3 separate regions of the Homo sapiens genome follow, and all the other regions are linked to region 3. The links are chromatin contacts, found by Hi-C in ENCODE. All regions are on one chromosome and are shown on one strand. The core of a region is the stretch at or near the end of the contact, and the rest is flanking DNA. Distances in the headings are between cores, read along the strand shown. Region 1 overlaps FGGY (FGGY carbohydrate kinase domain containing). Region 2 holds the start of TACSTD2 (tumor associated calcium signal transducer 2). Region 3 has its middle 11 kb from the start of LINC01358.

Evidence for each region. Hi-C counts contacts between places; a loop is a spot of excess contacts on that map. Pooled maps may share reads with other maps.
Region 1: a loop to region 3 is called in a pooled map, with 3 times the contacts of the local background. The contact joins two enhancer-like sites. A Hi-C loop is called at or near these places in 3 of 37 single-sample maps with no recorded cell type and 2 of 50 pooled maps.
Region 2: a map with no recorded cell type shows a loop between it and region 3 (5-fold over the local background). The contact joins the promoter of TACSTD2 here to the enhancer-like site in region 3. A Hi-C loop is called at or near these places in 4 of 37 single-sample maps with no recorded cell type and 3 of 50 pooled maps.

What each region holds. Positions count from the first base shown.
Region 1 is chr1:59,353,150-59,356,658 of GRCh38, forward strand. The region is part of intron 4 of FGGY (FGGY carbohydrate kinase domain containing); the gene reads left to right. Among named protein-coding and RNA genes, the nearest start is that of FGGY, 58 kb to the left of the region's middle. Within about 2 kb of position 1,747, at least 10 of the 41 ENCODE cell types and tissues checked have a DNase peak (open chromatin) inside an H3K27ac peak, as active enhancers do.
Region 2 is chr1:58,575,759-58,579,083 of GRCh38, forward strand. TACSTD2 (tumor associated calcium signal transducer 2) reads right to left here and starts at 1,494. Exons shown (of 1, transcript NM_002353.3): 1 at 1-1,494. The coding sequence starts at 1,398. The coding sequence ends at 427. RefSeq lists enhancers at 262-957, 958-1,652.
Region 3 is chr1:59,007,430-59,010,758 of GRCh38, forward strand. No RefSeq gene overlaps it. Among named protein-coding and RNA genes, the nearest start is that of LINC01358, 11 kb to the right of the region's middle. RefSeq lists enhancers at 399-508, 779-828, 849-898, 939-1,008. Within about 2 kb of position 1,367, at least 6 of the 41 ENCODE cell types and tissues checked have a DNase peak (open chromatin) inside an H3K27ac peak, as active enhancers do.

The DNA.
Region 1 (3,509 bases), core at 497-2,996, 350 kb after region 3:
CTGAGTCTCAGTGTGCTGAGCTATAAAATGAGGACAATAGTATCAGTCTTGTAGAGTTATGAGTTAGTGAGGTATTTGTAAAGTGGCTTATATAGTAGATACTCAAATGGTACTTTATTTTCATTATCATTGTGTTTAAAAGTGCTTGTTTCTACTGATGGGCATTTCAGTAACATCCTATCACTAACTGAGATAATTTTAAAGACTAAAATATCCTATTTCATGGGGCTGGCCATAATGAGTGATATGTTTTTTCCTGTTTTATTAAGGAAAATTCTAGAAACCATCATCAAAGTTTCTAGAGACAATCATAGAAAATAGAGAATAGAAGAGCACAGAACATATTTTCAGTCATTCATTTATTTGAATCACCCACATCCTATGTGTAATACCAATTCCAAAGGCAGCCAACTTCGAGCTGTAAAGCTGATTAACTTACTTGAGTACCTTCTACTTGTTTCCCTTGACATTTACCAGTGCCGCCAGTCTCAGAATGTTTTTACTTCACAAGAGTTATTTTATTTAATCTTTACAGCAGTCTGTGGGACAGATATTATCTCTTTTTATATTACCAGATGAGGAAACTGAAGCTCAAAAAAGTTAAATAACTTACTCGTGGTCTCATACTATGTAAGCAAACCCATGTCAAGAGCCACACCATTAGCTCTGTTCCCTCATCTGCTACCTTATGGGAACCTGTGCACTTTCAGTGTGGGAATCCAGAAGTGGTCTCTGCCACCAAGAAATTACAGTCTAGTTAAAGAATAAAGATACAGAGCAACCAAGCAGTAAGAGCAGAACAAGAAAATAGATGAAAATAAGAGCTAAAGCGTATGTAGTGCTTGTTAATACATCTGGTACTTTTCTAAGCATTTTACCCATGATAATTCATTTATTTCTCACAGCTACCCTATAATTATTGTATTTTTCTTTTCTTTTCTTTTTTTTGAGAGGGTCTTGCTCTGTCACCCAGGTTGGAGTACAGTAGCACAGTCTTGGCTCATTGGAACCTTTGCCTCCCAGGCTTGAGCGGCTCTCCCACCCCAGCCTCCTGAGTAACTGGGACTACAGGCACACACCACCATGCCCAGATAATTTGTGTATTTTTTTGTAGAGATGAGGTTTTACCATGTTGCCCAGGCTGGTCTCAAACTCCTGAGTTCAAGTGATCCACCCACCTCGGCCTCCCAGAGTGCTGGGATTACAGGTGTGAGCCACTGTGCCCAGCCTAATTATTGTCTTTTACAGATGAGGAAACAGGCACAGAGACTTTAAGCAACTTGCCCAAGGTCACTCAGCTAATAAGTGGCAAGGCTGGGATTTGAACTTTGGCATTTCACATCCAGAGTACGGGCTTATCACCATTTTGCTCTACTGCCTCTTTCAGCGTTTGCTTTGCAGGCTTTGCATAAACTAGTTTAGGGAAGAAATTTGTGGGTGATGGCTTCGGGAGGATCTGAGGCTGTGAACAATGGTCAGTAGCTTCATTGTTTCATTTAAGAAATACTGAGTGTCTCCTGTGTGAGAGGCACTTTGCTGGGCGCTGGAGATGCCAAGGTGAATGAGTGGGATAAGGGCCCTGGGGTAGGCTTCTGGGAACTTAGAGTCTAGTGTAGAGAGGCAGAAAATAGACACACACAAAGTAATTTTGTTTTCTGGAAAATGCTACGAAGGAAAAACACAGATGAACAGATTTGGCATAGCGAGTGTGGGCCTCTCTTGGGAGTTTTTGTTTGACCTGAATGATGAGATAGGAAGGAGGAGCAACAGATTCACTGTGGGGGAGGAAAGCACCTCATGAGATCAGCAAAGGAGGTCAGCTGGGCCAGGAGGGTATGAGCAAGGCACAGAGGCGTAGGAGGGGGTTTGGCGAAGTGGGCAAAGGCTGCTGCATGCAGCCTTGAGGCCAGGGGCAGGAGTTTGAGTTTTATTCCAAGATCAGTGGGAAATGGTTGATGGGCTTTAAACATGGGTGTGACACAGTATGTTTTATGACCTTAAAAAAATCATTCTGGCATATGTGCTAGGTAGATAGTAAATATTTGTATAGCAACAACAAACTTCATACTGTTTTTTTTTTATTATTATACTTTAAGTTTTAGGGTACATGTGCACAACGTGCAGGTTTGTTACATACTGTAATGTTAAAGGGAAGAAAAGTTAGAAGACTAATGAACAGTCTTATAAATACATTTGTTTAAAGAAACTATCAGTATGGAAAAAAAGACTGGCCATATACACACAAGAAAACATTAATACTGGTACACTGTTCATGGTTGGAAGAGTTTGCTACTGTTTTAGCACAATGCTCATGCTTTTATTACTTAGTAATTTTCCATTCAAAGCTTGTAGTCATAGCTAACCTTTCTGGTTGACAACACTTCATTATTGAGCAAGGGATTTTTTTTTTTTCTTTTTGGGCTTATTTTCCTAAAAAGCAACATGCTAGGGACTTCACAGGCAGAATTTTATCTCTGCCCTTTAGTGACACAGTGTAACAGCATGCTGTTTTACTGTATCTGTGTGGCAGTATGAGGAAACCAAGACTCAGAGGACTTAAGTAGCATCCCCAAAGCTACACAATAGTAGGTTGTAGAGCCCAGATTCTCACCTAGTCCAGTCTGCCTCCAGCTCCTGGGATCTAACTATTGCCTCTCACTGCCTGCTTTTAAAGGGCACTCATTTCTTCCCACTTGCCAGGGCTACAGGCTGGCAGACCACTGGCTGAATCTGGTCCCCAATCAGGTTTAGTTTGACCTACCATGTGCTTGGAAAAAAAAAATAAACAATTTTAAATTAGTTTCCAATATTTAAAAATTGAGAAATTTTATCTGAAAATTCAGATTATTTATTTTCCTGAATAAATAATGAAAGAACTTGGCAATACAGGGTCCACACTTCCATGCAGAAGGGAACGGCTGGAGCTGAATAGGGGCTGCCTTCTTTAGAAGGGGTCGGCATTCTTCATTTTGCAGCAGTCCTCACCCAGCCTGCTACACTCATTTCCTTTTTCAGCCCTACCCCTCTGAGCACTTGAATTTGAGACTTAGGCTGTGGGAATTTGTTCAAGGAATCTGTCATTACTTTTCCTCTAGCAAGCGCTTAGAGAAATGGAAAGGCATTCCAGATGGCGAATTTCTTGGTCCAGGGCTCTCATGATTCCATGCCTGTATTCTCTCACACCTCTGGGTCTTTGCTCAGGTTTTTCCTTCTGCCTGGCAAACTTATAGTAATTTCTTCCTTCACCAGGAAAACTTATAATAATAGTTCAAAACCCAGCCTTCACTGCCTCCAGGAAGCCTTCCTTGACTTAGGGTCCTACACTCTGTCCCCTGTGGCATTCTATGCTTATCTCTACCCTAGAATTTATTGCATTACATTGTGCTGTATTTATCTCAGTGTCCCTAGCCTCCAGAGCAATGTTTAAATTCTAACATTAATAACTTATTATATATTTTGATGGGTGGATGAATGAGCGGATGAACTTATTAAATCATCTCATGCCATTT
Region 2 (3,325 bases), core at 244-2,743, 430 kb before region 3:
ACTCATCAAATAATTTAAACCCAAGGCGATAACAACGCTATTTCCCATCTAAACTCATTTAAGCCTTCACAATGTCGCAATGGATTCAGTTACTTGCAAACGATCCCGGGTTGTCATACAGATACTTGTTTTTTACACATAACGCTATGCCATCCCTTCCTTCACTGCCCCAGTCAGGTTTCCTGTTGTTGGACCGAAAGGGGATACATTTTAGAAATGCTTCCTTCAAGACAGAAGTGAGAAAGAAAGGAGACCCTGAGGCCAGGATCTATTAAACCTGGTGTGTGCGCAAAAGGGAGGGGGAAGGCAGGAATTTGAAAGGATAAACGTCTCCTTTGCGCCGAGGAATCAGGAAGCGTGACTCACTTGGGTCTGGGACGATACCGAAATCCGGTACCCCACCCCATCCCCTGCCCCGCCGGGTACCTACAAGCTCGGTTCCTTTCTCAACTCCCCCAGTTCCTTGATCTCCACCTTCTTGTACTTCCCCGACTTTCTCCGGTTGGTGATCACCAGGACGGCCATGCCGGCGACGAGGGCCACCACGACCACCACGATGACGGCGATGAGGCCGGCGGTGAGGCGCTTCATGGAGAACTTCGGGGGAATCTCGTCCAGGTAATAGATGAGCGTGCGCTCCACCTGCAGGGGTTCTCCGCGCACGCGCAAGTCCAGGCCGCCGCGGCCCTGGAATAGAGACTCGCCCTTGATGTCCCTCTCGAAGTAGTAGGCGGCATCGCCGATATCCACGTCACCGGCGGCCTTCTGAGACGTGTTCTGCCGCAGCTCGATCTGGATGGTGGGCTGCTCGTAGTGCACGGCCGCCACGAACTTGGGGTGCAGCCGATAGCGCTCGCGGAAGAGCCGCCTCAGCTCGGCGTCCAGGTCTGAGTGGTTGAAGGCGCCGGCGGTGGGGCGGTGGCGCAGGTCAATGAGGATGTGGTGGGTGCGCACCAGCTCATCGCAGCGTAGGCTCAGGTCGCCCTTGTCCGTGCGGCGCACGCCCACCGAGTTCACGCACCAGCACACCGACGTCTGGTTGCACTGGCGCGCCTTGAAGCGGCCCTCGGGGTCGCAGTCGGGGTCGTAGAGGCCATCGTTGTCCACGAGCGCGTGCTCACTCGGCCGCACCAGCGTGCGGGCGTTCTTGGGGGCGCTCATGCGCGCCTTGAGCAGCAGACACTTGGAGGTCAGCGTGGAGCAGTCGACCGCCATGCCCGAGCCCAGCGCGCGGCACTGGCAGCGGCCGCCGGGGCCGTCGGGGCTGCACACGGTCATCTTGTTGGTGGGACACGTGCAGTTGTCCTGCGCGGCCGTGTGGCCGGTCACCGCCGCCAGCACCAGCAGCAGCAGCGGCAGCCGCAGCGGTGGCGGCGCGAGGCCGGGGCCCCGAGCCATGGTGGGGCGGAGGAACGCGGACCGGACGCGGGCGGATGAGGCGCGGGGACTCGTCGGGGCTCGGGCTCCGGCGTCTGGGATGGTCTGCAGGCGTCTGCCGCCCGGCCGCTCCCTCCGGCTCTTATACTCTACCCGACCTGCCCGGCTGGTTCCACCACCGACCGTCCCCACTGGTATTTGGGTGACACATCCCGCCCCCCTCCCCGTCCCACGGAAGGCCAAGCCGGCCCTGCGCCGCCCGCGATAGGATCAGAACAGGGAAGCTGCTCCCGCCTCCTCCGGACCGAAAGCCGGGAAGGGGAGAACCGATACTCACCTGTAGGCTTCTGGGGACCCGCCCTCGGCGCGGCCTCCTGCTACAGACCTGGCGCGTCTGGGCCGCTCTCCCGGCAGAAAGTCTAAAGAGTTTCATTGCAAAGTGTGGCTCGCGACTGTCGCGCTCTCCTCTATACGCGACTCCCTTTTCGTTCTTTCCCAGCCCCAGCCCTCCCTTAATTTCTCTCACTCCCTCTCTTCTTTGTCCAGTTCTCACAGTAGCACACGTTTATATAGTTTACAGTTCACAAACATTATCTCATCCTAACACCAGTCCTGACAGGTAGGGACTATCAGACCCGTTTTATAGGTGGTACTGATGAGGCTTAAAGACCTGAAGTCACACTGCTATCAACTTCCTCATATTTCTGAGAGGGGTCTTTGGCACCCTGCCTAGGAGTGATGAGACCTTAAATAAAGTGTTTGTGGACACGAAGTGACACAGAATCTGAAGGGAAGTTAGGGAAGCAGTTCTGTTACTCACCATATCAAGGGTAAAACACAGGTATCCTGGTGTCCAGAGGGTTAAAAGTTCTGTTAAACACTAATTTTCTGTACCTCACACAAGCGCACACACACAGGCACACACGCACATAATATTTATTTGTGCACTGGCTATAAAGAGACAAACAGGAACAAATTCTTAAAGAGCCAGCAAGACTGTAAAGAGTTTTTTGTACAATTTGATTCTAACACAGCAAATCGTTGCTTTTCTTTTCCTGTATCCCACGTAAGTAGCTGAACCATGTAAATAATGAAAGAATGGAGCCTGTGAGAAATTGCTTGTCTGCCACTGTGTGGCTAGTTTCATGGCATACAGGGGTTGCAATCTCTTTTTGAGTCATTGAGAAAGTCTAGAGTTTCAAAGCTGTGGTAAAATTAACAATAATTAGCAAGCTATAATTATTCCCAGGTCCTCCATCAAAGCACATTTTATATGTTCAGCATTTAATGTGCACCACCAGTCGTGCAAGGGTGTTGTTTAGCAGATGAAAGCCAGCTGGGCCTCTGTCCCATTAATTTTCACGCAATTCCTGAGGCAGGAAGATTGAAATATATTCTGCCTTGACAGACAGAGGAAGCAGAGACATGTGAGGGACAATTTCTTTTTTCTTTTTTTTTTTTGAGACGGAGTTTTGCCCTTGTTGCCCAGGCTGGAGTGCAATGGCGTGATCTCGGCTCACCACAACCTCCGCCGCCCAGGTTCAAGCAAGTCTCCCGCGTCAGCCTCCCGAGTAGCTGGGATTACAGGCATGAGCCATCAAGCCTGGCTAATTTTTTTTTGTATTTTTAGTAGAGACAGGGTTTCTCCATGTTGGTCAGGCTGGTCTCAAACTCCTGACCTCAGGTGATCCGCCCACCTCAGCCTCCCAAAGTGCTGGGATTACAGGCATGAGCCACCACGCCCGGCGAATTTTTTTTTTTTTTTTTTTTTTTTTTTTTTTTTTTGAGACGGAGTCTCGCTCTGTCACCCAGGCTGGAGTGCAGTGGCATGATCTCAACTCACTGCAAGCTCCACCTCCTGGGTTCATGCCATTCTCCTGCTTCAGCCTCCTGAGTAGCTGGGACTACAAGCGCCTGCCACCACGCCCGGCTAATTTTTTTGGTATTT
Region 3 (3,329 bases), core at 117-2,616:
CACAGCTCCATGAGTTATGGACCATTTATATCCATTTCAGGAATCCCAAAAACAAGGCAGGCATACATTTAACATAGATGTTAAGTAACTTGCCCAAAATTATATAAGCCTTTTGTCCAGAGTTACACAGTTAGTCAGGAGCAAAGTTAAAATTCACACCCAGGTCTCTGGACTCTAAAACTCATCCTCTTTCTGTTGCTCTGCGGTCACTGAGTCAATTCTTATAAATGCTTAATTTGTCAGACTCTGGAAAACCAGTAACGGTAGCAGTAGTAAAATCTCTAGAGGAAGAGGGGATAGGGTATTCCGTGGAGGCTATAGGTCTTCTTGAGGAATGGTGGATCTTTAAGTAAAAGTTCCAGAACTTTGCCATTCCTGCATTGGTGGAAAACGCAATGGCAGGTGATTCACCAAAATATCCCTTGCTTCACAATGTGCAGTTCCTCTGTGGAGGGGAACTTAGCCCTTACTGAGTTCAGAAAGAAGAAGAAACTCATCCATCCAAGACCCACAGCAGAAAGCATAAGGGTTTATTTATAGAGAAGAATTTTATTATTTTTAAAAATCACTTGTGGGCTTCTGCACCAAAGCGTAGGAAAAAGCATGTGTTGGTTGCCAAGGGTCAAGGGAAACCACCTTGTTTTCTTGACAGCGCTGTGGCTGAAACAGCCCTTCCCAAAAACAATACGTTGGGGGAAGAAAGGCAAAACCAGTGGGAGGCCTGAAAATGCTGTGGTTTGCTTTTTATTTTATTTTTTTCCAGTGTCTTTGGGGCTGAAAAAGGCAGTGGAATGAATTCCACAACTAGTTTAAAATGCAGTGCCTCTTGCACTGGGAGCTCCGGGGGCTGCCCTCACATGACTCATGCCTTCCCCAACTCACCTCAGACCTCTCGTCCAGGCCCATCTGTCAAGGATAATAACAACAACACAGAAGTGATGCTGCCTTCACCTCCACCGTAGACTGCAGCGGCTCTTTCTGTTTCCTAAAACTCTTTCATAGTCTAACAAAAATGGCTGCCTTTCTCCTAAGTGCCAGGCTCCTTACTCTTAGGATTTTATCTCATCTGAACCACAACCTTTTGGAGACATCATTGTTATGCTCATTTGACAGATGAAGGAAGCCAGGCTCAGATGATTAAATACCATGCCCCAAATCACACAGCAAGGAGACAAGCTGAGATGTGAAGTCGGTGGTCTTATGCTTCAGAACAGTTCTGGGAATTCGCATTGTCTTCTCATTTTCCGAGGAGGAAACCAAAGTAGAGAGGTGGAGAGGATACTACAGACCAGGGCTCAGGGTGGCCCAGGCAGTGCTATCTCCAGGCACATGGTTCTGTCTCCTGAGGCTGTGACTCATGACGGTGCCAGACCATCAGCTAGACAAACCGCCACCCACTGGGCCACTCCAGCCAATTGCAAACCTTTGGCTTCAGAACCAAACATGTGTCCACATTGGCTCGGATATATCCACAGCCTTGCCTTGTAATGCCATCGGGCCCTCTGTATATTTTAAAAGCAGATGCCTCAGACCTCCAAAAGGCCAAGGGTTGCTTCTCGAATCTGACCTAAAAGGGCCTAACCTCAAGGACAGATCTGAATTCACCTGACATACAGCCCCAGGAGGAATCACAGAGAAAATGCTCTTACCTGGAACACCTCTACACAGACTGTTGCTGTCCTGCATGCTGCTTGCATTGAACTATGTCATTCACCAGCTGTGTGTCCCCAGACAAGGTACTGAACCTCTCTGAGCCTCACTTTCTTCAGAGGACCAGTTTAAGTTTTCACAGTCAGGAATTCATTCCTTCTAAAAACCTGTGCTAAGGAGACATGGCAAGGTGTTCTGGGCCTACAGAGACATGGGCAGAACTGGGGCAGAAGAGCAAAATGGATACTAAAGCTCTAAACCTGCCCACCAAGGTTCATAGTTTATTTTAAATTGGGGCTGTTTTGTGCCATTGCAAAGGAGGGTGAATATGCTTACAGTTATAAAATTCTGCTCTTCTTTCACAGAATTTCAGAGTAGATGGGTTGGTACAAGCTATCTTGTCTGACCACCTCCACATGGTATAGAGATTAAGGCCAGGAAAGGGAAGCCCTGGCTTGACACCTCACAAGGGCTTGAACCCAGACACAGTGCTCTTTCCAATGAGGGTCACTGCCAATCTAAAGAATTCTCTCATCTGCATATTGGACTAGGAACCTCTAACTCATAGCACTTTTCTGAGGATAATAAGAAAAAAGGGATAGGAAAATGTTTTGTACACAAATGCAGTACATGTCTGACAAGAGGTATTATTAATTTCAAATAGTCATGTGATGCTTCTTCAGTGACGCTGAAGAAGGGACCTGTGGCAGGGCTTCTAGGAGGTATGGCTCAACAAGTGTGCTTTAATTTGTCTTTAGTCAGTATACTGACATTATTTAGAAAGTTTAATCAACGTTGAAGGTAGAGAATATCTGATTTGTTTGTCAAAATGAGTGCCTGCATGTTGAAAGTTATGGTTTACCAAGAGTCCCCAACCTGTATGTCTATAGGAACCTGGAGATTAAAGCCTGAAAGTGAGTGGTAAGAATTAAAATCTACCTCCTTCATTATGTTGATGGCTATTTTTTTTTTTTTTGAGACGGAGTTTTGCTCTTGTTGCCCAGGCTGGAGTGCAGTGGCGCAATCTCGGCTCACTGCAACCTCTGCCTCCTGGGTTCAAGCAATTCTCCTGCCTCAGCTTCCCGAGTAGCTGGGATTATAGGCATGTGCCACCACGCCTGGCTAATTTTGTGTTTTTAGTAGAGACATGGTTTCTCCATGTTGGTCAGGCTGATCTTGAACTCCCAACCTCAGGTGATCCCCCCACTTTGGCCTCCCACAGTGTTGGGATTACAGGTGTGACCCACCGTGCCCAGGCGGCTATTTTTTTTTTTTTTTAACTGCAGGGATGGGCTTCATATTTTCTTTAAACCTTGGGTGAGCCCATCCAAAAATGTATCTTCAAGTCTGATCTAGCCTGTGGGCCACCTCTACTATTGTAGGTGTTCATATTGTGTAGTTTCTTTCCTCTGCACTATTGGCATCTTCTTCCCTTTGTCCAATGGACACCATGACCATGTTACCATGACTTAGCCCTGAGACCAGGGTGGCAGGCCAAAGATGTTGGAAGGCAGAAAGAACACACACCCATCTGGTGGCTTAAGGTTGGATCTCAACTCTGCCTGCCATCTACTAGCTGAGCAAGGGACATAAACTCTCTGATCAAGCCTCGGTTTCATTTGTAAACATATATATATATACCCACCACCCAAGGTTGTGGTAAGGAATAAAAGAGATGA